Linked DNA regions of Mus musculus: regions 1 and 2 are each linked to region 3. A link is a loop called in an ENCODE intact Hi-C map of the cell type or tissue named here. Cell type or tissue: left cerebral cortex. All regions are shown on one strand.

Region 1 (8,000 bases), 92 kb after region 3:
CAGATATCCAGCTGTCAACTGGAAGACATTCTGATTGATTCCTAGTGAGGGAGGGAGTTCTAGTCTCCCTAGTGATGGGGGGGGGGAGCTTATATACCTAACTGGAACCAAAAAGGTATTAAATATGGCATAGGGAGATGTGCATATGACCAACTTGATCATTTGCCAGGAAACGAGAAAGGAGAAAAAAGAGAAACCATGGTAGGATTAACGACAGCTATGCCAAGAACTGACGTACGAGATGACTCATGGAAAGTGTAATCCGGTTATAAAGGGAACTTACGATTGAGTAGACACAGTATTTCACTTAGATGATCTCATTGATTTGTAGACAACCCCGGGGGCAAAGGGTGCTGAGTGTGTACACACATGCACACATACACACACAGAGTTGTTATAATCTTCTCTTTACAGGGATGACCAAATCGCTGACAAAAGTGACATGCCAAACATCGACTGCTCCTCTACAATGCCTTGGAAGCCCGAGTGTCTACCCGTCTCCTGGTCCAGAGCCACGGTATTAAAAGCCAGCTGCTTTTAGGAATGAAGAGGCGGCTCCTCTGACCCAAAATCATATAGAATGGCTCGTGGAGGACTTTTTTTCTGAGATATGACTCAGAGGGATTCTCAGTAAACTACAAACTTTTCTAGGTTGTTTTATAATAAAGATAGAAAATCATTAGTCAGCTGATTTGCAGAGAGTTGGCTGATACAGAGCAAATCTCTGCTTGAAAGAGGCATGGTTCAAGTGGACCAGAGAATCTGGGGCAGGAAAGAAGAAAGAACATAGGGTAGTTATTTATTACCTGCATGTGATCCAGGGACCATAGAGGGTGACCAATGGGGACCCTGCTGCAGAGCTATTGGGTCAGCTCAAGACACACATAGAGGGAGCTTTTGAGAGCTAGGATGGACCCAAGAGAGGTTACTCAGCTGGTCTCTGTCTCAGATCTATCTGTAAGGGACCTCAAAACACAGGAACCACAGACAGGCTCTGCTAACGCTTCTGTTATATTCAAGCAGGATACAGTTTTGTCACCTAATCAATACGTGTTCCCCTTAGAAGCACAGACTTAGTTTAAATAACTCTTTCCTATGATGCAAATCTCTGAATGTATAAAACAAACCTTAGGAAATGGTTTGTAATTACAATAAGAATTTCAAGTTTTCTTTAAAAACATCTTTACCAGAATCTGAGAGGTAAAGGCAGGTGGATCTCTGAGTTCAAGGCTAGCCTGGTCTACCTAGTGAGACCTTGTCTCAAAAAAGAATTTTTTTTTCTATACCTACACAGGATGTGATTCCTCAATTTTTTTGTCTCTCTGTCTCTCACACATTAAAACTTATCTAGTTGGTTTTTTTTTATTGTGCTTTGAATCTGAAATGTCCCTACAGGTTCATGACTTCAATGTTTGTTCCTCAGCTGAGAATGCCATTGGGGCCTGGCAGGCCGAAGTTACTAAGGGCCGAATTTCAGAAGCATCAGCATTCTCTCTGTCCCCCAGCCCAATGTCCTGTGAGCTCCCGCTGCCACAGAGGGAGCCATTCTTTCATGCTGTCCCTGCTATGCTAGTCTGAAAAGCCTCAGAAACTGTGAGTCAAAGCTAGCTCCTCCTCTCTTAAGTTGTTTCTACCAGCATGGTAACTGCAGTGATGCAAAGCAACTAATACTGTTTCCAGAGAAGATTCGCTCACTCCATACCAGTCTAAGAGAGCTTGAGCAGACCTACTAAGGAAAGAAACATGGTACAAGGACTATATACTGGGGGGGGGGGGGTGTCTGTAAGTCCAAAGCCATTCATGAGATGAATTCAAGGATCTAGAACTTCAAAATATCAGCAAGGGTCACTGTCCCACCCCCACCCCCACTCCCAGCGGAAGCCAGAGCCTCAGTTACCTACACCAGGGAGTAAGAGGAGAAACACGCAAGCCCCCAAAGGTCTGATTTTGCAACTCTGCTCTACCAAGTCTGTTTGACAAAAGAGCAAGGTCTTTGGTTTCTGGATTTCTCATTTCTTCATCTCTGAAACAGAAGGAAATCATTAAGGCTAAGTCTGTGTTTGCCAAACACGTCTTCTAACTCTAATGTTTCTGTCTGCCTGGTGGTTTTTGCATCTTTTCTGGAATTTCTTTCCTCTACTTTGATGCTGATCTATTGTGAGGCTCACTACCATGCAGGCCTTCTGTGCAGTGGGTCTTCCGGCAACTGGCACTCACACAACTACTTTGGAATACTGCTGTAAACTGAGGTTGTAAAAAATATATATATATTCAACTTACACTATTACAATGGTTAATTTAATGTCAGCTTTTCTAAGTCACGGGGCCCAGATATTTGCTCAAACATGATGCTTGATATTTTTTTTTTGAGAACATTTTGGAGTCAATTAACATTTGTATTAGCAGATTAGGAATAAAAGCAGATCATAATGTAGTGGCCTTACTCAATCAATTGAAAGCCTGAAGAGAACAAAACACTAGCTGCCCCTGAGCACGAGAGAACCTCAGCAGATGACTTGGAGACTCGAACTGCAGCACGGTTCTCTCCTGGGCCTGCAGCTATCCTGCAGAGTCTAACATTCTCAGCCTAAGTCCAAGTTGATTCTACGAGATGGAGAGATATCAGTGGGTAAGAGCACTGATTTCAGGGGACCTGGGTTCAATTTCCAGCACCCACATGGTGGCTGACAACTGGTTGTAACTCTAATCTTGAGTGATCCGATGCCCTCTGGCACAGGCACACATCTGGTATACAGACATACCTCCAGGCAAAACATCCAGTAAATACAGTAAAAAACAAACAAACAAACAAATCAAACAAAAAAGAAAACCCTTCCCCTTGTCTCTCTTTATCTGTCTCTCCTTATCTGTCTCTGTTTCCCCCCCCCCCCCCCCACACACACACACAAGCCTGGAGGACCTTGACTAACACAAATGTGACCAGGATTTCTTACCTTTGGTGTTTTCTGACAGAAGGATGGCACATGCTGCTTCCTGGGAGAAAGTAAAGAGAGCTGGGAGCTGGGGAGCAATGTATTTTCCGTGGCCCCTGTTCTCCACTCCTAAAACTGAGCACCTTGGTGGAGAAGTGGGCTTGACAAAGGACATAGAGAAAGCAGTTCCAGAGAGTGAATAAACTGATTTATTACTAACAGACCTCATGTACTGTGTAGGAAAATACTTTCTCCAAAAACCAAAGAGAGAGGCTGAAGTGGACCAGAAGGAGCAGGAGATAAGGCCTTTCCTGGCCTCTTGGATCACTTCAGATCAAGATCTTAATTGAAAAGTAGGACTGTTTTGTTTAGTGTGTGGCTCGGCAACAAATCTGCTATGTGACCTTCAGCAGACATACTAGGTGTCTAGATGAAATGCTCAGTATAAAAAAATCATGGTACCCTGTTAACGTGGTGGCACAGTCAAGGAGGTAAACAGGGATGTCCCTCTAGGAAGGCTTTGCTGTCCAAACATAAGGAGTGTGGCCCGAAGAGAGCCTTCAGTTCTAGTTCCTCTGCTTGCTCTTAGCTGCAGAGACTCAGTTTCTCCCAGACTGTGGGATTCCCCCAGCATCTGTCCAGTGGCTGAGTAAAAAGATGCAGTTGGGATGCTCTGGAGGACAGCATGGGCTCCAGAGCCCTTGCCTGAGAGACGGCTCTCTCGGACCCTATATGAAGTTTGACTTTCTCCTTTCTCCATTCCACTTCCTTCCTTCTTTCTTCACATAGATTGATCCCTAACATATACCAATCCCATTTCCCTCAGTATCTGCTTCCAAAGAAACCAACCTGTGACATCCATAGGCAGTTACCTTCATTGCAGGTAGAATATGAGGAAATGTATTGTGAACATGAAATCACACTTAGGAATATGCTAACACGTGAGACTCACAGCTCTATATAGATGTGGGACAGAAAAATGAGCCGAATTAGCTGAAAAGGAAGCGTTTTATTAAGAATTAAGGATCAACAGTCAATGGAAATTATCAAAAGCTAAAGTTGGCCTTTCTTTCCCTCCCCACTCACCTCTTGCTCTCACATTCTGTCTCCCTCCTTCTTTCTTTCTATTTCCCACTCAGCCTGGTGCCTCGTCTGTGTTCTTCATATTAGATCCACTCTTTTTTTTTTTTTTTTTTTTTTTGGTGTTTTGAGACAGGGTTTCTCTGTGTAGTCCTGGCTGTCCTGGAACTCACTCTGGAGACCAGGCTGGCCTCAAACTCAGAAATCCGCCTGCCTCTGCCTCCCAAGTTCTGGGATTAAAGGCATGTGCCACCACGCCCAGCCTACACTCTATTAAACACAAAAAGATTTCCTTTTTGTGTTTGAGTGTTTGCCTGCATCATGTGTTATGCCTGCTCTTTCCCCTAGAGGTCGTTGGATCTCCTGAAACTAGCGTTATGGACGGTTGTGAGGTACCATGTGGGTTTCAGTAACCTAACCCAGGTCTTCTATAAGAGCAAAACGTTCTTTTAGCCGCTGAGCTATACCACCAGCCCCTTGATCCATTCTTAGTGCTTATCAAATCACATGGCCTACAAGCAGAAAATCCAGGATATCAGGCTCAGTGACCCTAGTCTCTGTCCCCTTAGAGGATCAGAGCTCTTGGCCAACTGATCCTCTCTGTGGATTCTCAAGTAAGTCCTTACTTGACTTCCTCTTCAACTATCAACCATGACTGGAGACTAGGCCATTTTGGATGGAAAGCTATCTTCCCTCTAAGGTTATACACAGAATTTATTTTCTTAGAAGAGGATGTGAGATCGAGGTGAGCATCTTTGGCACACAGTTCTCACAGCTAAGTTGCTGTGGAAGAAATGTCCTGCTTTGTAGTCAAACGGTCAGTTCTGAGTTCCTCATTTACCACCTATAAGTTACATTAAATTGAATAGAATCAGTTAAAGCTGATTCTGTTTGCTCAATGGAAAATAGGGACGATTCTTCTGGCTCAATGGTGTTTTTAAAACTTGTTTACTTTTCAAAAGTAATTTTACATTTTATTCGTTTGTTTGTTTGTTTTCTGAGACAAGGTTTTTCTGTGTTGCCCTGGCTGTCCCGAAACTCACTCTATAGACCAGGCTGACCTGGAACTCAGAGATTTGCCTGCCTCTGCCTCCTGAGTGCTACGATTAAAGGAGTGTACCATCACTGCTTGGATAAGAAATGTTTTTACATTTTTAAAAGTTGGCTGATGGGGCTAGAGAGATGGCTCAGTGGTTAAGAACACTGACTGCTCTTCCAGAGGTTCAAGATTCAATTCCCCAGCAGCCACATGGTAGATGCATAATGGGATCTGATGCCCTCTTCTGGTGTGACTGAGAAGAGTGACAGTGTACTCACATACATAAAATAAGTACATAAATAAATCTTTAAATTTCTAAAGAAAAAAAAAAGTGGCTGCTAAGATATGTGCCGGAAGTACAGAAAGAAGTAAGATATGTGCTGTAGACAGATGTTCTCGGGCTTGGTGGTGCACACCTTTAATCACAGATGTTCTCATTCTCCTGAGGGAGAAAGGAAGCACATAATTATGGTCCTAGGTGATGCACAGTTAAAGAGGAAAACCCCTGGGTTAGGTGTCCTCCCTGCGTGCCTTCTGTGTGTACTTGTGTGTCTAGACAGGAAAGACAAAGGAGGGAGAACAGGAAAGCCTTGCAGAAGAGGGGAACCTGAGTGGGGAGGCTTGACAGGCAAGAGAAAGATCTGTATGGAGGCAACGAGACTGTCATGTGCTGCATCACCTATGTGTGAGAGGATGGTCACTTTCAGAGATGTGACAAACGTCACGGTGAGCAGGGCTAAAATAAGAGGTAGCATCTGGTGTGGAGTCAGACAGGAAGGGTGGTGAGACCACTGGGCATGAGGCTGGACTAGAGATGAAACTGGGTCACAGGAGCTTCTCTGTGGAACAAGAAGTGAAACAGAAGTGCCCCGCATACACCAGGGCTCAGCGCCGGACTGACTCTATGTCAGCAGTTAGGCTGAGCTGTCGCGTGATTTTGTCTCTGGGAGAAAAGTAATATCTTTATTTTGCAGGACTTTATCTGAGTAATTTTCCCAAGTTCACCTTGAGAAAGTTCATCTTGTTGGGATCCCTGGGAGCAGATCGTGAGAACACAAGTTAAGTGTAGGTAGTTTACTTTGGAGGTGATCCCAGAAAGAAAAAAAAAGAAAAGAAAAGAATCCAGTCAGAAACTAGGAACATGAGGCAGAGAAGAATAAGCTTTGAGTTATTTCCAGCAGGAGAAGCAGCCAGGCCATTTCTTGACAAGGCTTGTTGGAATTGTGGTTTCAGGACTGGGTTTCATGATGTTGACTTTGGCATTCTCAGTTTTCTGGCACAAAAGCCATGCAGGGTGTTCAGGTAGGGTCCCCAGGTGTTCTCACTAAGCTGTCCTCAGCATTTGGGGGTGTAGGCCACAGGCTGTGATAAGACCCTGGCCACATGCAAGGAGCAAGGCAGACAGTATATTTGGCTACACACAGTCTAGCTTGGTTTTTCTATTGATGACTTCCATCATCATTCCAGCAGTATGGGGAGGGCATTGTAGAGCAGCACTTCACATGGTAAGGAGAGACAGGCAGGAAGGGTGCAGGGATATATCGCCAAGGACCTACTTCCGCCAGCTGGGGCTCACCTCCTTTAGTTTTCAGAACATCCCAAAATGGGGACCAGCCATTACTTTGCAAGTAGGGATAGTGAGAAAAGCTGGACTTAACCCTGTGACTCTCCTGCCACCACCTTGAGTACTATCATTACCAGTGTGTTCAAGCAACCTTTTTTTTACTATATGAGCCCTTCCTAAGGACACTTCATATCCAGTGTCATAGCATTCTGCTTTTGCCCCCCTAGGCAGCTAAGATCAGTAAAGCATTTCCCTCTATGACCCTGTGAGAGCAATCTACCCCAAAGGTCTCTCTTTCAAATGAGTTCATAATCTTACAACTTTACACCCTGAAATTTCTGGTGGTTGGGATCTATCCAATCCCTGGCATGCCTTCAAAGTATCTTTTCTATTTTCTCATGCAAAGTGGTATTTTCCTTCTATTCCTCTTCTTTTTCTTGGTATCTTTAAAGGCACTAACCTCTGTAATACCACACCTTTATTTCAACTGCTTCCTTTTCCAGTGAAAACACATTTCTTTCAAACTTTTCTATATGTTTTGCTCCCGAGTCTTGCTGTAAATCTGGCTAAAAGCATCCAATAATAACCGTGCCACATCTTGAATACTCTTCTCTTATGGAATTCCTCCTATTAAATTGGTCTGACACTTTTTAACTTAGTTTACCATTAAGTTTCAGGACATCGACAAAGTAGAGACAAGTTCGTGGCCTGTAGTTCAATTCCCTCCAGAAATTTGTCTCGACTGAATCTTTACTAAGTGCAATCTCTACTGTCCACATCTTCTCCTCCTCCTCTTCCTCCTCTTCCTCCTCTTCCTCCTCCTCCTCCTTATGTGTTGCCGTATTTTGGTTTCATGTTTGTATGTGTACCATTTGCACACCTGGTGCCCATGGAAGGTATTGGATTCCCTGGGATTGGAGTTACAGACAGTTATGAGCCCACTTCCTCTAGAAGAGAAGTCAGTGCTCTAACCTCTATGTCATCTCCCTAGACCTAAGAAGGTCCACATTTCTAATAGCATTCTGGTATTCTGAGCTTCTGAGATTTGTAGGAGACGCCTATAAATCTCTGCTCACAGAGTTTTAGGTTTCTTGTAGTCTACTTCTCCAAACTCTTCTAAAGTACTCTTGCAAACCAGTTTCACAGTGGGTGGATCTTCTCACCTGAATGAATCTAGTCAAGGAAATCCTTCACATCATGCCTAGCAGCTGGTCTCTCAGGTGATTCTAGATCTTGACAATTGAGATTGACTATCACAATAATCATAGAGTACTTTCTCAAAAACACAGTAGGGTTTGTTATCCTGATGAATGACTGATACATAATGGGTGGCTACTGAATATTTGTGGATAGATTTATTAAGTCAATACAAATTAATCATTTA
Region 2 (8,000 bases), 130 kb after region 3:
ACTCATCTCTTATCTAAGATATCGATCTTACACCCGGGTTGTCTTCGGTGGGTAGAGAGGGCTGAAGTAAGTGTCCCCACCTACATCTCACATTTCACACGGAAGTTTTACAGAGGTTTCAGTCCTCTGTAAGGCCTGCCCTATCTTGCTCAAATTAGTCAGAACCATTATTATGCAGGAATTCTCTCTCAAACAATGAGTAACAGAGCTCAACCGTCCTCTAAGGCAGGCTGAAGAGATGCTCCCTGCCTAAGTCTGTTCAAAGAAATTCTTTAAAGAACTTAGAAAATTGTCGCAATAAAGGTTTTTAAGGAGGAAGGCTATGAAAGCCCAGAGCAAGATTAGTGGATTTGGGAAAGTAGCAGCTGCAGCCCGCTGGTTCAGGACCCCTCTGCCTACAGTAGGTCAGGCATCTGGAGGTTTGTTTAACAGACTCTTTCTATAAAATCCTAAGAGGTACTCATCTGAAAAAAGTATCTCTTCCCCTCTCACATTCTTGATACTAGCACATGAAGCTAGCCTTGCTTACCTCTTGCTAAGACACTTAAAATAGAAACAGATTAGGCAGAACTGGTATTGTAGGCCTTCTATTCCAGCTGCTTAGGAGTTTGGGACTTTCGGTTCACAAGTTCAAGGCCTGCCTGCACTACAGAGTGAGTTCAAGCACAGCCTGCACAACTTAGTAAAACTCTGTCTCAACATAAAATGTAATAAGAGAGCTGGGGATATAGACTTTGATGGGAAAGCCCTTGACTAGTGTATGTAAGGCCTAAGGTTCAATTCCCAATACATTTAGAAATATACAGTATCATTAAAGAGCTCATGGGGTTAGAGAGAGGGCCCAGTGGTTAGGAGCACTTCCTATACAATCTTAATGACTAGAGTTTTGGTTCCTAGGACCCACATAATAAGTGTCCCATGAATTCCAACCCCAGCTCCAACAGAGGTAGAAACAGGAGGCTCACCATTGGCTTCCGGCCACACCAATAAAATGTGAGTCTCAAGATCAGGGAGATATCTTGTCTCCAAGAAATAGGCAGAGAGTGATAGATTAAGTCCTGCCCTCTTCTGTCCTCTGCACTCATGCACAGGCTCACATACCTCCACAAACATGTGTGCCACACACACGTGGACATACAGTCACACACACACATGCACAAATATACAAATGTTTAAAAAATGTTAATGAGTTTGATTGGTAGACTACATGAGTAACTGGGTTAAATTAACAGATGGATCATGAAGGCTCACAATGCCCTATGCCACTCAAGCTCTGATTTTTCAGATGTCCTTTACTTTGCTCATCGTTGTTGGTGATATCAGTAATCTTTCTGGTGGCTCACCTGTGACAGCCTTCCACCAGCCTCCTCTGGTCCATTGTGCCTCTGGCTCTTACCTTGGATCCTAGTTCTGGATACTTTCGCTCTTCTCTTTTCTCTCTTTGCTTTCTCTTCCTTTTCTTTGAGACAGAGTCTCACTATGTATCTTGGTTGGCCAGAAACTCACTCTGGAGACCAGGCTGGCCTTTAATTCAGAGATCCGTCTGCTTCCATTTCCCCATTGTTGGGACTGAAGGCAAGTGCCACACCCTGGCCACCAGATATCATTTATAATTGCACTGTCCTAGATATTCTCAGTCTAAGCAGACTGAAACATTGGAAACCCACAGCCTATGTACAGAACACTCAAACCTCAATGTGATTTATGTTTTTTAACTCCCAATCTGATATAACACTAGCTATGCTGTTATCTTCAAGAAATGCAATCAACTTTTGGGTTGATCCTCTTTGAAGATTCTCCTTGCTTCCTTTCTACTATGAACTTAATACTATGAGAGAATGCTACCCTCACTGTCCAAGATAGCAGCTGCAGTTGAATAATGACCATGAAAAGATTTCCTGGAAGCTTCAAATGTTGTCTTATTTGATAGATTTTTAAAAAAAGTGTGTGTGTTGGGGGGATTTTCAGATACAATAAATTTAAAGATCTTAGGTTGGGGAGAGACTCTATTACCTGGGTAGACCCTAAATGCTTCCTAAGTGTCCTCAAAAGAAAGATGCGAAGGAGATTTGGTATACTAAGAGCTACTGTGCTCTGCACGTTCCCAACCAGTTCTCCCATTAATTAGTCAATACTTCTGAAAGCTTCATTACGGGATGGTATTTATAAAAAATACCCAGAAAACATTGAAAACTGCCAAAACATTTTCCAAGATACCAAAAGGTTAAACATACCGATTTCTCTATATCCTTAGCCAAAGACACAGACGTTGAATTCGTTTGGATCATTGGAGAATGCTTAGGTGACACTGAGTCAGGAGCCAGGAGGCTGATGGAATGAAAAAAAGAGAAAGTGTCAAAGGTTGTCATCCTTGATGCACAAATAGCAAAGGCTTAAGACCTGGCAGACCTTAAGGGTTGGAGCTTTTTTAGACTGTGAGGTCAAAGTCCTGAGGAAGGATTCAGTAGCTTAAGTAAGGTAGGATAAAGGATATCTAGTGGTTGATAAGTCATGGAAACAAAGAGTGAGGAGTAATCTCTAAGACCTTGAGTTGGCCTAGGATATGTGAATTTAGGATACAGAAGGAAGGAAGAAGAAAGACATACTTCCCAGGCAGGAAGAAAGGCGTTAATACTACTTAAGTCGATATGCTTGTGCTTATTTATGGAGTATAGTGTTGTATGGTATTGTATTGTATTGTATTGTATTGTATTGTATTGTATTGTATTGTATTATAATTCAAGACACTTACCTACTTTACAATAATAAAATTGAGATAATTAGTGTATGTCCTCAAAAATCACTTCCATGTGTTAGAAACTTTCAGACTCTAATCATTTTAAGTGTATGCTCCTCCTCCCTTCCTGCCTTCTAATTTACTCCTATTCTACCATCTATTCTAAGAGACCAGTTGCTTTTTAGCTCCCACAGATGGGCTAGAGTATGCAGCACTCGAGTGTCTTTCTGTGCTTGTTAATGTGATGAAAGGCTGTGCTGCAGCTTTGTGTTAAAAACCTTGCCTGGCTGTACAAGGTCCTGAGTTAGATCCACAGAACTGAATGGTAGTGGAGGAGCAATGGTATCTATGAGGACCAGTGATGAGGATTTTGAATCAAGCTAGCCAGATCAAGCAGTCGGGGTGGTGGAGTGACAAAAAAAAAAGTATTTTTTTTTTTTGTCTTCTCATAAGGTAGGATGAATTAGAGAAATGAAAGCAATATAAGAAGCTGCTAAATTTGTGGTAAAGGTGTTGGTAATAGAGTGTCAAAACGGCCATAAAGTTATTCGTAAAGCCAAAAGCCTGTATTCTCAAACCCTTCTTCTCAAGCTGGGTATGGTGGTGGCATGCCTTTGATCCCATGAGAGGAGGCAGAGGCAGAGGCAGAGGCAGAGGCAGAGGCAGAGGCAGAGGCAGAGGCAGAGGCAGAGGCAGAGGCAGAGGCAGAGGCAGAGGCAGAGGCAGAGGCAGAGGCAGAGGCAGAGGCAGAGGCAGAGGCAGAGGCAGAGGAGGCAGAGGCAGAGGCAGAGGCAGAGGCAGAGGCAGAGGCAGAGGCAGAGGCAGAGGCAGAGGCAGAGGCAGAGGCAGAGGCAGAGGCAGAGGCAGAGGCAGATCTCTATGAGTTTCAGGCCACCAGAGGCTACATAAGAGCCTGTTTTATATAACAACAAACAAAGCAAAGCCTGTTCCTCAGGCCTTTCCTGCCTATGTATACACGGGGTTCCCTGGGTGTGGTTCTGTTACCTCTCTACAGCCCACCGCAAGACAAATCTTCCTTCTGCTTATTAGGAGGCCACCACTGTCCTGACCAAAACCCTGTAAGCAGTTAATACAGCCCTCCAGACAACAGTGATGACTCAAGCCCCTCTTTTCTGTCCAGAACTGAGTGCTTGCTTTCTGGGTATGCAAGAGGTCATATATTGCAAACTAGTCTCAGTTACAGGGGTACACAATCCTCAGTTTAGAAATAAAAGCCACAGTAACCTGTTGTTATGTTTTCTTAGGAGGTGTGAACACAGGAGAAGAAGCTATGGATGCCCCAATTTGGTTTATGTAGACTTTCTTCCAGTCTGCAATAGGTGTCCAGGTAACATGTTCTAAGGATCCAGATATTTTTATTAAGAGATTATTTCTTGTGACGTCAGGAAAACTGACTCATGGAGTAGAAAAAAATGACCACATTTATCTTACTTAAAATTAAAAGATAAATCTTATAGAATTAAATTTACTTTCAATATATCTTAACCTCGCAATCAACTGAATCAACACTCCTTTAAGTTTACCGAAAATGAGTTGGAAATTAATGTCTCCTCCAGATCCTGCCTACAGACATTTACAGTATTTTATTCATAATTGGAAACTACCAAGATGCCCTTCAGGAGAATGAATAATTAAAGTGTGCTACAGTCAGACAATAGCACATTATTACTCAATAGAAGGAAATGATTGAAAGCAGGAAATGAGTAAGAACAAAGTGTGTATGTATGTATGTATGTATGTATGTATGTACGTCCGTTGATGCCCATCATATTGTCTGCTTATTTTGTCTTTCCATTACTATAATAAATGCCCAAGAATGACTTGGGGAGAAAAAAAATGGATTTATTTAGCTTATACTTCTCTTATATTTCTGGTTGTGAGTCTAGCCTTTAACGGCTGAGCCATCTCTCCAGCCCTAACTTATCAATCATGGCTGATCACTGAGAAAAGTCAGGGCAGAAACTCAAAGCAGGGGTCTGGATACAGGAAGTGAAGCAGAGGCCACAAGGGAGTATTGATTATTGACTTGCTCTCTACTGTTTGCTCAGCCTGCTGTCTTATTCAACCACTAGTTTAGGGGTGACTCCACCCACAGTGGCCTGGGCCTTCCCACATCAATTATTAATCAAGAAAATGCCACAAACTTGCTTTCAGGCCCGTCTGATGGGGGCTTCTTAATTGAGATTCTCTCCTTCCAGATGACCTGCACTGGTGTCAAACTGACAAAACAAACAAACAAACAAACAACAAAAACCAACCAATCAACACATATGCTAACTTAAAACATTAACTAAAAGCAAGAACATGTTTTTCAAAAGTAGATGAGGCTGGATGTATTGGTGTGCAGCTATCCTGAAGCAAATGCTGGCCCAAACACAAATGCTTCCTAGTTTTTCCCTCTGCTCTGCCAGGATTCAGCAGACCTGTGGTCTTTGGGAAGGACAGTCATTGAGGATCCCGATACAAGAAGACCAGCAGACAGACCACCATGTCTGCCTGGGGGCACCTCATTTGTGACCATTCCTTCTTTAGCTCAGGATCACCCATCTGCTGACAATATCCCATGATCATTGCGCCCTCACTGCAGTTCTTTGGCTCCCTGTTTTTCTTATTTCCTTTGAAGTCTAGCTGGATTGCAGAGTTAAGTTTGTAGTTATGGATAAAAACTAAGTTAAAAAAACAAAACAAAACAAAACAAGCCAATTCGAGAGGGCCCTATGAATCCAACTGCAAAACCCTTTTGAAAGGCAAGCAGAATGAAGACAGTAAACAGATCAGTGAATGTCATTGTTGAGAGGAAAGCGGCATGGGTATATGGAGCACAGAACAAGTTCAGAGTAGTTCAACTACTGTGAATGATGCTGTGTGGGTATGCGTTACTGGAGATTTCTCAAACCTCAGAGAACACATAATTAAAAAAATAATGGATTGAAGTGTGAAAATGAAATTTTAATCCATAATAATATAGCAATATTGACTTATCAACTGTAAGAGGATAAGTCATATTGACTTATCAAGAGTAAGAGGAGTCTGGTGGCCCAAACCTGTGCCTCTTGCTGTTTAGGGGGCCAAGGCAGAAGGATCAAGAGCTCTACAGAGTGAGTTCCAGGATAGCCAGGATTATACAGAGAAACCCTGTCTCGAAAAACCAATAAATAAATAAATAAATAAATAAATAAATAAATAAATAAATAAAATAAAGACCTGGACTATGACTCAGGGGCAGGGAATGTGATCGCCAGCACCAAATCAAATAAATAAATAAAGTGTTAGTAATGGGGGAAGGTAGCACAGGGACAGGGACAAGGGAGTGTATATGTGTTCTGTACTTTTGGCTTTTTCTATAAAACTAAAGCTGTTTTAAAAATCTATTAATTAAAAAATAGACCTTCAAATTTAGACTCTGTTGATTGATAATGATACAAAATGGGCTTTCCTCCAAGACACTAGTAAGCATAAATCTGAAAATCTTACAGTGAATTCCTATGCAAAATAATAAAACAGGGGGTTGGTGAGATGGTTCAGTGGTTAAGAGCACCAACTGCTCTTCCAAAGATCCTGAGTTCAAATCCCAGCAACCACATGGTGGCTCATAACCATCTGTAATGCAATCTGATGCTCTCTTCTGGAGTGTCTGAAGACAGCTACAGTGTACTTACATATAATAAATAAATAAATAAATATTTTTCAAAAATAGTAAAACAAAAGCATATCAAAAGTGGAACAATAGTCATACATCTATTTTTTTTTGTTTGTTTGTTTATTTCTTTTCTTTTTCTTTTTTTTTTTTTTTTTTTTTGAGACAAGGTTCCTCTATGTAGCCCTGGCTGTCCTGGAACTCACTCTGTAGACCAGGCTGGCCTTGAATTCAGAAATCCACCTGCCTCTGCCTCCCAAGTGCTGGGATTAAAGGCATGCACCACTGCCCGGCACATTATCTATTTTTAAAGGAAAATGCTATGAGGTAAATGACATAAAATAAGGAAAGATATTTGCAAAAATAAGACTTTAAAATGAGCAAAGGGCCACGTAGTACTTCGTTTGGCTTGGGCACTGCACAGACCCTGTCCTAACCAGGCACTCGGACCCTGGGCTGCATGGAGAAGCTGCTCCGTGATCCAAGCCCTGAGTAAGGTTTGTCTCCTTAGCTACCTCTTGGAACCTCCCTTTTGGGGTCAGTTTCCATTCAATCCTGTTGTGGAACATATCAGACCGGAGATGGGGGGAGATGCCTGAACAAGGTTTAGATATATGCACAGTAAGGCAAACTGTCCTAAAAGTGAACTTTTAGGGGAAATTTCCCCTATGTACCATCTTTTGCTTGTTCATAATTACATATGCATATGATTAAATTCAGATGTACCATGGAAAAGGATATGCAGTCAAGAAATGCTTATGTAACCCAAGTCTGTATGGCAAAACAGAGAACAGTCCATCTTACCCTACCAACTCCTCCCTCCACCTTCTTCCATGCAATAGTCCACTCCATAAAAGGAAGCCCTAGATAATAGCAGAAACCCTTGAACTCCTGATCCTGATACTTTCTTGCTGTGCTTTTATTTTTCTTCTGAATACATTTTCCTTGACAGTTTGCAATCTGTGTGAAGCGGTTTGACTAAGAATGGCCCTCAGAAGCTCATATACTTGAATGTATGGTCATCAGGAAGTATCACCACTTGAAAAGGATTAGAAGGTGTGGTCTTGTTGCAGAAAGGGTGTCAGTAGATGTGGCCGTTGAGTTTCCAAAAATCCAAGTCAGGCCAGATGGCCTTCGATGGCTACACAGGCCACAGACATCAACACAAACCCCAGGTGCAGTAGAGACCTGGCTCTTAGTAGCAGCTCAGGCCTGGACTTCCATGGCCCTAGGGGGTTGCCCTGGCTCCTCACATCTGCCTGCTCTTTACCACAATCACATCTCCAGCTCCACCTCTGTCCACAGTGCAGGGACCACTCAGCTTCGCTTTCTCTCCACCAGTACTCCCTCTCTCCCATCTCTCCATCAGATAGTTTCTCAACCCAGTGGCGTCTGCCGCCAGGCAGGGGCGTGGGCTTAGGTGTCTCTCATTTCTGCAAAAATATAATTGAAATAGTTATCAAATAAGTAAAGGATCCCAAGACTTAGAGGTCATAGCCATTTCTACAACATTTAAGTTTGCCATGCAATTTTTCAATAGATAGCAAAACCTGTAAACTATGCACACTTCTTGACTACCAATTGTTCTTAGGAGTTGACACTTGG
Region 3 (8,000 bases):
CATGGGTAGTCTTTCAAAAGAATGTAAACAAAAGCATCTCTCCAAGTATATATTTTTCAAAACCCATTTATAATTTATTCACAATCCCCTACAGAATGTTTATAGTGGAGTCACCATTTAAATATCCCTTCCACTTTCCTACATCGGGTCAGTTAAAAAGCAGCCTGTCTAAGTACCACAGCCAACCAAAGGATGGCTTCTATGAAACGTCCACAGCCAGGGAACAAATCGCAACGAATAATGGGTTTTGTCTGTGGCAACAACTTGTTCTAACAGCACTTCATGACCAGTGGGTCTTAGAATTCACACCGCCGTATTTTTTTTTTCTTCAAGTGCAAACCTCACAGCCAAAGTCCAAGTGAGAAACAAGATTCCTTACAGCGAATTCCCTTTCAGGACAAGCTCGCTCTTGCTTCACAGGGCAAAGCAACTTTCATGTATGATGAAAGTCAGTTTGGCTAATGTGTCCGGGAGTCATTTAAAAAGAGAATTTACTATCCTTGCTATATCCCTATTTTTTCCTGAAACATTCCACTGACTCAAGGACTGAGTGATCCACTGAGCTTTGTACCCTAGGGCAAAGGAGCAACAAGAAAAAGGAGGTGGTTTTACAGGTGGCTCCTAGGTTAGAAAGCAACTGGGAGGAGTCCGCTCTATTAACTGTACCTAAGTTTATGCTGGAGTTACATTATGCCGCTTAAGCAAGATAGTTATCCAAAATACAGCTAGCATAAATTAAAACGTTTCCAAACCTGATTATTTGTACTTAAATATATTGATCCATTTCGAACCGCTACACATCACACTCAAGCTTCTAAATTCAAACCACCAATGTTAACAGTTCCAGGAACTGATACCAAAACCAGCAAAGCCCTTATCCATATCCTCATATGGATTACAAAAGGGGGGGGGGGGTAGAACATGCACAACACACAACTTCAAAACTCAGACAATATAATGATGGCAAATAAAAATAGTAACTTCCCACAAAGCCTTCCCCACACCACACTGAATCCCTTTGTTTCTACTCCCCACAAGCGTAAATGGAATAAAAGCCGAGTAACTGGGCATAGTATTGAAAGAAGGAGGTGACAAGAAGTCAAAGGAACTTAACGGAAGCTAGAATGGCAAAGATGACCGAAAAGGTAGATAGAAAGGTAGAAAAGGAAACCACAAAGAAATGGGAGGAGGGGAAAAACACTTCAAGAGCTGAGAAGTGACAGAAATCTGGTCCCACCAAGCAGAGTTAGTACGGAAATACGAAAAAAAAAAAAAAAAAAAAAAAGAAAGGAAAGGGAATTTTAAAAAGCTAATGGAACAATGGGGCGGTGAGCCTGAGTCCTGGAGACATTAGCCGGGGAATCACTGAGCGGACGGCTGCTAGGAGGTACGGGACGGGTGGGATGGAAGGGCAAAAGGGGCTGCAGTAGCTGGGAGAGGAGTCTGAGTGAGGAGCTGGGTGGGAGGCAAGTTGGTGGAGCGCGATGGGCTTGGTGGTGCCGGGGGCTAGGAGGCGAGGGTCTCAGGGGATCTCTGGGGGCGCAATGGATTGTCACATTTTTTTTCTCTCTTTTGAGAGAAGAGCAGAGGCCGTTAAAGGCAGGTGTGATGGGAGCAGAAAAGAACACACAGCTCGACCAGGCACAGGAGCCATCGTGCAGATAAGACGCAGGGAGGGAAGAGGCAGCCCAAGAGAGAGAGGAGGACGATGGAGAGGGGTCGGGAGAGGATGCGGGGGGTCTTCACTCACAGTCCAGGTGCTTTTTCTTGGGGCCCATGATCTCGTGGGTCGTGGCCTTGCATACTGTCTTAGATACCGCGGAGCCAGTGACACTGTGCTGGGCCGCGGTGATTCGGTCCGTCAGGCTCTGGCCAGACATCTCTGCGGCTCGTCCGCCACCCCTTCCGCTCCGCAGCCGGCGGGGCCTGGGACCCCCAAGCGCCCGAGGGTCCCCACCCCCCACCGCACCCCCTACCCCCACCGGCTCCCCGCCCGCCTGCCGGCCTGGGGCGGGGCTCAGGGCCGCGCGCCGCCACCCGCTCCGAGAGCCCCGGCTCGCGTGTTCCCCCGGCGGGCTCCCACACCAAGTCGGGGCCACTCCCGGGTCCCGCGCCTCAGCCTCGGCCCACCCCTTCCCTGGTCAGCTGGAGCCCGACCGGGTAAGAGGGCCAGGCAGCTGCAGGAAAATGGCGGCGCCAGGCTCCTCCTCGGAGCTTTCCGGGCTGCCCCTAGGTCACGTGACTCGGGTTCCGCCCCCTGCTCGCTTCCTCCCGCCCCTTCTCCCTTCCCTTTCCTCTCCGGCGCGCCCCCCTCCCTCGCTCCGGCGAGGGAAGAGCGGGGCGGCGCCCGCGCGCTACGTGGTGGAACCCGCCCGGCGGGCGCAACAGGAGGCCCGCCCGCGGGGGACGGCGCGGCCCGCCGCGTCACGTGACGCGCCCTGCCAACAGGTCGCCCGAGGCAGGGCCCCGCGTGTCGTAGGGGGGCGGGGGGGAGGGGCGGCCCGCTGCGCCCCTCTTTCACCCCGGAGGCGAGGACGCCCGCCCTCGTGTCAGAGGCTGACGCCGTGGGCTTGACAAAGAGGTGAGGCAGCTGCTGCCTGTGCGTAGTTTTCACCCCGAACTGGAGGTGCCTGGGCTCCGGGGCTTCGCCTCGCTCAATTTGGCGCCGACCCCACGGCCCTCCTCCTGCCTTAAAGAAAACGGCTCCAGCCAGTCTCTTTCTGAGCCTACACACAGGCCTCTTCAAATGCACCCCGCTCTCCCTTTTAGTAACAGGGCTTTGGGGCTTTTTTTTTTTTTTTCACCCCCTCGTCTTCTTTGAGAGTGTTGGAAACGTCACCTAGTTTTGTTTATCTCGACTTACTAAGAGTCGCCACGTTCCTGCCAGTCTAAATTTAGATAGAAGCCAGCCCGGTATTCATTCTCTGCGGTGTCAAATACGACAGGAAACACATAGCTTCAGTGGAATTTGAAAAGGGAAGTAGTAGGGTGATGTCAACAGTGATTAACTTGACCCTACAAGGCTGACAACCAGCGAGATTAAAGGTCCACACCATAGAAGGAAGTGAGACAGCTCGGTAAAAGGAGAAGTCCCATTCAGAGTCAGACATCAGTACCTGCGATCTCCCCTGGTTTAGCCTTTCTTCCCTTTGGCCTCTTTTCTCCTCTTGTGTGAGCCAGATTTCCATGGAAAGATATTGACTCTGCCCTGTAGGCATTTTAGACCAGTATTACATCCCGAGACTTAGATCTATGAAATCCAGAAGATCTATGAACAAAGCCTTTTTAAATGTTACTAGTGCTCCACATTTAACTCAAGAGTTAGGGATAAATTTTAAATTCTCTGTGAATGTTAAGTTACCATCATGGTTCTATGTAATCTTGCTAGTTTCAAATGAGATTCGAGCGTACTCAAAATCTGTGTACACCATCTGCCAACCAAATCTAGAATATTGCGCTTAAATCTGTTAACTCTCAACGGATGAAAAGCTAATAGATGTTTAAAATTGTGTGTGGTATGAGGAATTCTGTGGTCTCTTCACATTCCCTTTCTATCTCACACGCCATTCTGAAGCACGGTGATTTTGGCAAGAACTCACAATTCTTATTAAGGCTGCAGGTTTCATTCTTGTCACACCAGCTTGAGAATTCACAAAACTGTAAAACTCCCTTTGGTGCATCTGCATTCCATTTGTAATTTGGTACCCTGTGTTTATCAGGCAGTGGAATGACCGGGAATTTTTGTTTGGTTGGTTTTTGTCTGTGGTGTGTACTCATGTATGCATGTTCACGTGACCCACATGTGTGTGCAAGTTTTAATCCATTATAATTTCTTTTATTCTCAAACTATTCTACTAATTTCTTAGCTAATTTCTTTATCATTGTTTAACCAACTATCCAGTTAATATTTTCTGAACCTATAGTGGGATTGTTTTTGCACTAAAATTGTCTAGTAACTCTCTAAAGATTGTGTCTCCACAATGTGCCCACCCATGCCCTACCCCCATACCACCAATTAATATGTTGAATTTTAATCCTCAAGAGTGTTAAGATGTGGCCTAATGGGAAGCATTTAAATCATACACGGATTAATACTAACTATAAAAGTATTTGAAGTTCCTACTCTTTTCTCTTTCTCTTTGCCTTGTGCTCTAAAATAACCAAGCTCTTGATTTCGGGGACCTCCTAGCCTCCAGAATTGATCAATGTATGCTTATTAAAAATTAACCAGTTCTGTGGGTTGTGGTGGCAGCAGCACTTGCCTTTAATTATAACACTTGGGAGGCAGAGGAAGGCTGATCTCTGAATTTGAGGCCAGCCTGATCTACACAGAGAAACCCTGTCTTGAAAAACAAAAACAAAAAAGTTACCCAGTCAGAGCTGGTGCTGGTTGTGGTGGTAGTTGTGATGGTGATGGTAATGGGTAGTGGTAATGGAGGTGGTGATGATGGTGGTGATGGTGGTGGTGGTGGTAGTGTTGATGGGGGTGATGGTGGTGGTTATGGTGGTGATAATGCACCTTTAAGTCCAGTGCTTAGAAGGCAGAGACAGGTGGGTCTCTGTGAGGTTGAAGCCAGCCTGAACATAGTTTCAGGAGAGCCAGGGCTATGTAAGGATACCGTGTCTCAAAAAACAAACAAAAATTATCCAATCTGCAGTCTTCTGCTATAGCAACAAAAAGTAAAGCAAGCTCCACTGTCACTGTCCTAGAAGCTTCAGGTCTCTGTGCCATGGAAACAGGACTCTTTAGGATCTACCCCTGACCTAACTACTTACTGGACCTCATCTCTTTCTAGTTTCCTACTGTATGCTGCCTACTACACTTAGAAATACCATTTTGGTGTACATCCTAATGGGTATGAATCTCCTTTTGCTACTGATTGTATTCTGTATTTACTTCTTCAATTGCTTTACTGCACTAACATGGGGAGGGAAAAAAGAGAGGCTTGTGGTTTCAATCTAGACTGCCTCCTACAGAATCATGTGCCTATTCCTGGGGCTGTAGAGAGGGCCCAGTGTTAAGAACATTTGCTGTTCTTGCTGCGAACCTGAGTTCAGTTCCCAGGAACTGGGTTAAATCATAGCCATCTCAAATTCCAGCTCCAGGGGATGTAGTGTTCTCTCCTGGCCTTTGAAGACAAATGCATATATATATATATATATATATATATATATATATATATATATATATACACACACACACACACACACAGACACATGGGTCCCTATAAATAATTTTTAAATTATAAACTTTTTAAAATAAATAAATACCTGGTCCTGAATTGGTAGTACTATTTTGGGAGGTTATGGGGCCTGTATGATGGAGGTAGGCCCTAGGAGGTATTCCTTTGAGGGTTATAACCTAACCTACTCCTTCTGGTCCTGCTGTGTGCTTTCTGTTTGATCAGTCATGTTACGAGCTCTGCTACATGTTCCCACGAACACAGTGCCACTCTACGTATCTCCCCACTACTGATGAATGGGCTGAGACATGCTGAAACCAGGAACGACAGTCCTTTTATGAGGTACTTCAGTCGGGTATTTTGTCTTAGTGATAAAAAAAGCAACTGATACATATCCTCGTTACATCAAATTTACAGCGTAATGATAGTTGGGTGCATGAATGAAAACACAACTTATTTAAATAGACCATCACTGCAAATCTTCCATTTGATAAAATCTTCCCGAGTTTCTATTAATATATTGTGTCCATTGTATAATTATCCTATAATATCTGTCTGAGGCATCATCCTTACTCAGTATTTTATTAATCCATTCTTTCAAAAACTATGTATTGAACATTTACTGTGGGTCAGGCACAAATTTAAATGCTCTATCCTGGTCTAATGATGAACTCAATAGTTCTGTACAAACTATCAGTTCTCTATTTCAGTCCAACTTGAAGGCAAGTTTGATTTACAATGAACAGTCCCCAAACTGTGTAAATAGCATATGTTAGTCCCCACTAAATATAAATGTGTGTGTGTGTGTGTGTGTGTGTGTGTTTGTGTGTTGGAGAGAGTCCTGGAGTCCAGGAGGAAGAATAAACAGTGTTTAATGCCTTCTATCAACTACAAATACAACAAAACTTTTTCATGTAATTCTTATAATAATTGCAAAACGTATTGTACTTATCTAATACAGCAATACAAACAAGCCCAATAAAGTAACCTCCCTAAGTTCCACAGATTCTAAGTGTCAGAAACAAGATTTAGGAACTCATTTTTTTTCTATTACTATATATAGACCATTTAGTCAATAATTGAAGCAACTGACAATATAAATTAAATTCACTCAACAAATAGATCTTCTCTGTAGACAGCATTCTAGGTCGTGTTGGATATTATAATATTATAATGTACACGATAAGCATGGTTTCTATTCTTAGACTCTGGTAGGATAGGATTGTATTTGTAGGCTTCCATGTTTTGTGATCTTATTTTGAGATAAGCTCTTATTCTGTAGCCCAACATGGCCTTAAACTTACTATTTAGCCCAGGCTAGCCACAAACTCATGTTCCTCTAGCTCCAGACTTCTTAGTGTTAAGATTACAGACATGTACCATCATCCCTGGCCTGTTCTTAGACCTTAAAAAAATCTTGAAGTAGGAAGAGAGGAGAAAATAAGTGGGAATTAAAATGTGTGCTTGACCTGAGGCTCCTGATAATGTCTATGACTTAAAAGTAAGAAAGTGGGCCTGGCATGGTGGCACTTGCCTGTAATTCCAGAGCTTGGGAATTAAGAGCTCAAGGTCAGTCTGACCTGCATAGACCCTGTGTCAAAAAGAGAGTGAACGGAAAAGACCGTGGAAAGAAATGACCAGGTTTTGTGTAGTTGCTACTTCATTTAAACCTATCTCGAGGTGCAAGGAGAGTCTACTTCTTCCCTGTTCTCACTCTCCTCAGACATTGTTGTCTAAATCAGAACCCTGTGGCACTGTGTTGATCTGAACATCCAGCAACTCATTCCTCCCTTATCTTTAGCTGCTGCTTCTACTTAATGATGCAGCCAAATGAGTAAGAGATTGCCTTATATAACCTACTTTTCTTTGTAACAGAGAACTCCAGCAAGGACTGTGGTTCAATTGAAGGAGACTAATTCAAGCTCTCGGCATTCATATTTGTGATGGTAATAATAACATTCGAGTGTTGATTACTTGTTCTGTGCCAAGCATGTAACATGCATTATCTCCTTCACTCTGAACCAGCTTCATGACTTCAAGGATACAAACATCTGATGACCAAATGGTTTCTTTCTTCCCTTAAGCACACAGTTAGACTGTTTCCTGGCCACCGTCGTGATTAGCTGGGGCCAAATGCCTGATGTCTGTCCAAGAACACAGACAGAAAATGATGATGGTTTGGGCAGTGAGCCCTGAAAACCTCTAACATGTGTTCAACATTCTTTTCCTACTTCCAGATGAATAAGACTTCAGAGAATTATGAAGTTGAAACCACAACGTGGAAGACACCTGGGGTTGACAAACGAGTCATTGGAGACGCGCTTCCTAGGAGAGCTGTGTGACCAGGAACACCTAGAGTAGTGTATTTGCTTTGTTAAAGAGTGACTTGTATGAGAGAGAAATCTATTTTCCATAAAAATAAAAAAAGAATGACTGAAATCTTTCAAACCGCTATCTAAAATGTCTGACGCTCGGCTCTGTAATCTAGCTTGAGCTCCAAAGCTTCTGCTGGTCTTGCTGCATTGTAGTTTGGTTATTCGGATCCCTTGTGCTTTATATGATTTTTAGGGTTTTTCTTTTTCTTCTTCCTGTGAATAATGCAGTGAATTATGGTGGAGATTTCATTGAATCGCTTTTACAGTATTAATTCTGCCAATTCAGAACGTGGGAGTTTTTTATCTATCTTCTAGTGTCTTCAGTTTTTTTTCTTCATTGCTTTAAAGGTTTTTATTATAGAGGTCTTCCTTGGTTATGCTTTTTCCTAGTTGTGATACTTAATCTTGACTGTCAACTTGACAAGATTTAAAATCACCATGG

What was found. Peaks named below come from ENCODE experiments on the same cell type or tissue, not always from the same donor. Only the 100,000 strongest peaks of a DNase experiment are listed, where the experiment ranks them.
Region 1: it touches region 3 in a loop (2.5-fold over the local background); 17 of 42 quality-filtered maps call a loop at or near these places.
Region 2: it touches region 3 in a loop (3-fold over the local background); 14 of 42 quality-filtered maps call a loop at or near these places.

Annotation. Positions count from the first base shown.
Region 1 is chr7:90,031,972-90,039,971 of GRCm38, reverse strand. E230029C05Rik (RIKEN cDNA E230029C05 gene) reads right to left here. Exons shown (of 6, transcript NR_110365.1): 2 at 2,955-2,994; 3 at 1,898-2,023. Among named protein-coding and RNA genes, the nearest start is that of E230029C05Rik, 6.8 kb to the right of the region's middle. In left cerebral cortex, a CTCF peak has its summit at 4,317; DNase peaks (open chromatin) are centred at 246, 502 and 5,864; H3K27ac peaks cover 1,281 bases.
Region 2 is chr7:89,999,396-90,007,395 of GRCm38, reverse strand. No RefSeq gene overlaps it. Among named protein-coding and RNA genes, the nearest start is that of Eed, 22 kb to the right of the region's middle. In left cerebral cortex, no CTCF peak of the experiment used is centred here; no DNase peak of the experiment used is centred here.
Region 3 is chr7:90,124,453-90,132,452 of GRCm38, reverse strand. Picalm (phosphatidylinositol binding clathrin assembly protein) reads right to left here and starts at 2,240. Exons shown (of 20, transcript NM_001360867.1): 1 at 1,751-2,240. The coding sequence starts at 1,880. 2310010J17Rik (RIKEN cDNA 2310010J17 gene) reads left to right here and starts at 2,517. Exons shown (of 3, transcript NR_046007.1): 1 at 2,517-2,581; 2 at 5,409-5,525; 3 at 7,421-7,617. In left cerebral cortex, no CTCF peak of the experiment used is centred here; DNase peaks (open chromatin) are centred at 1,643, 2,256, 2,967, 3,387 and 3 more places; H3K4me3 peaks cover 3,361 bases; H3K27ac peaks cover 3,410 bases.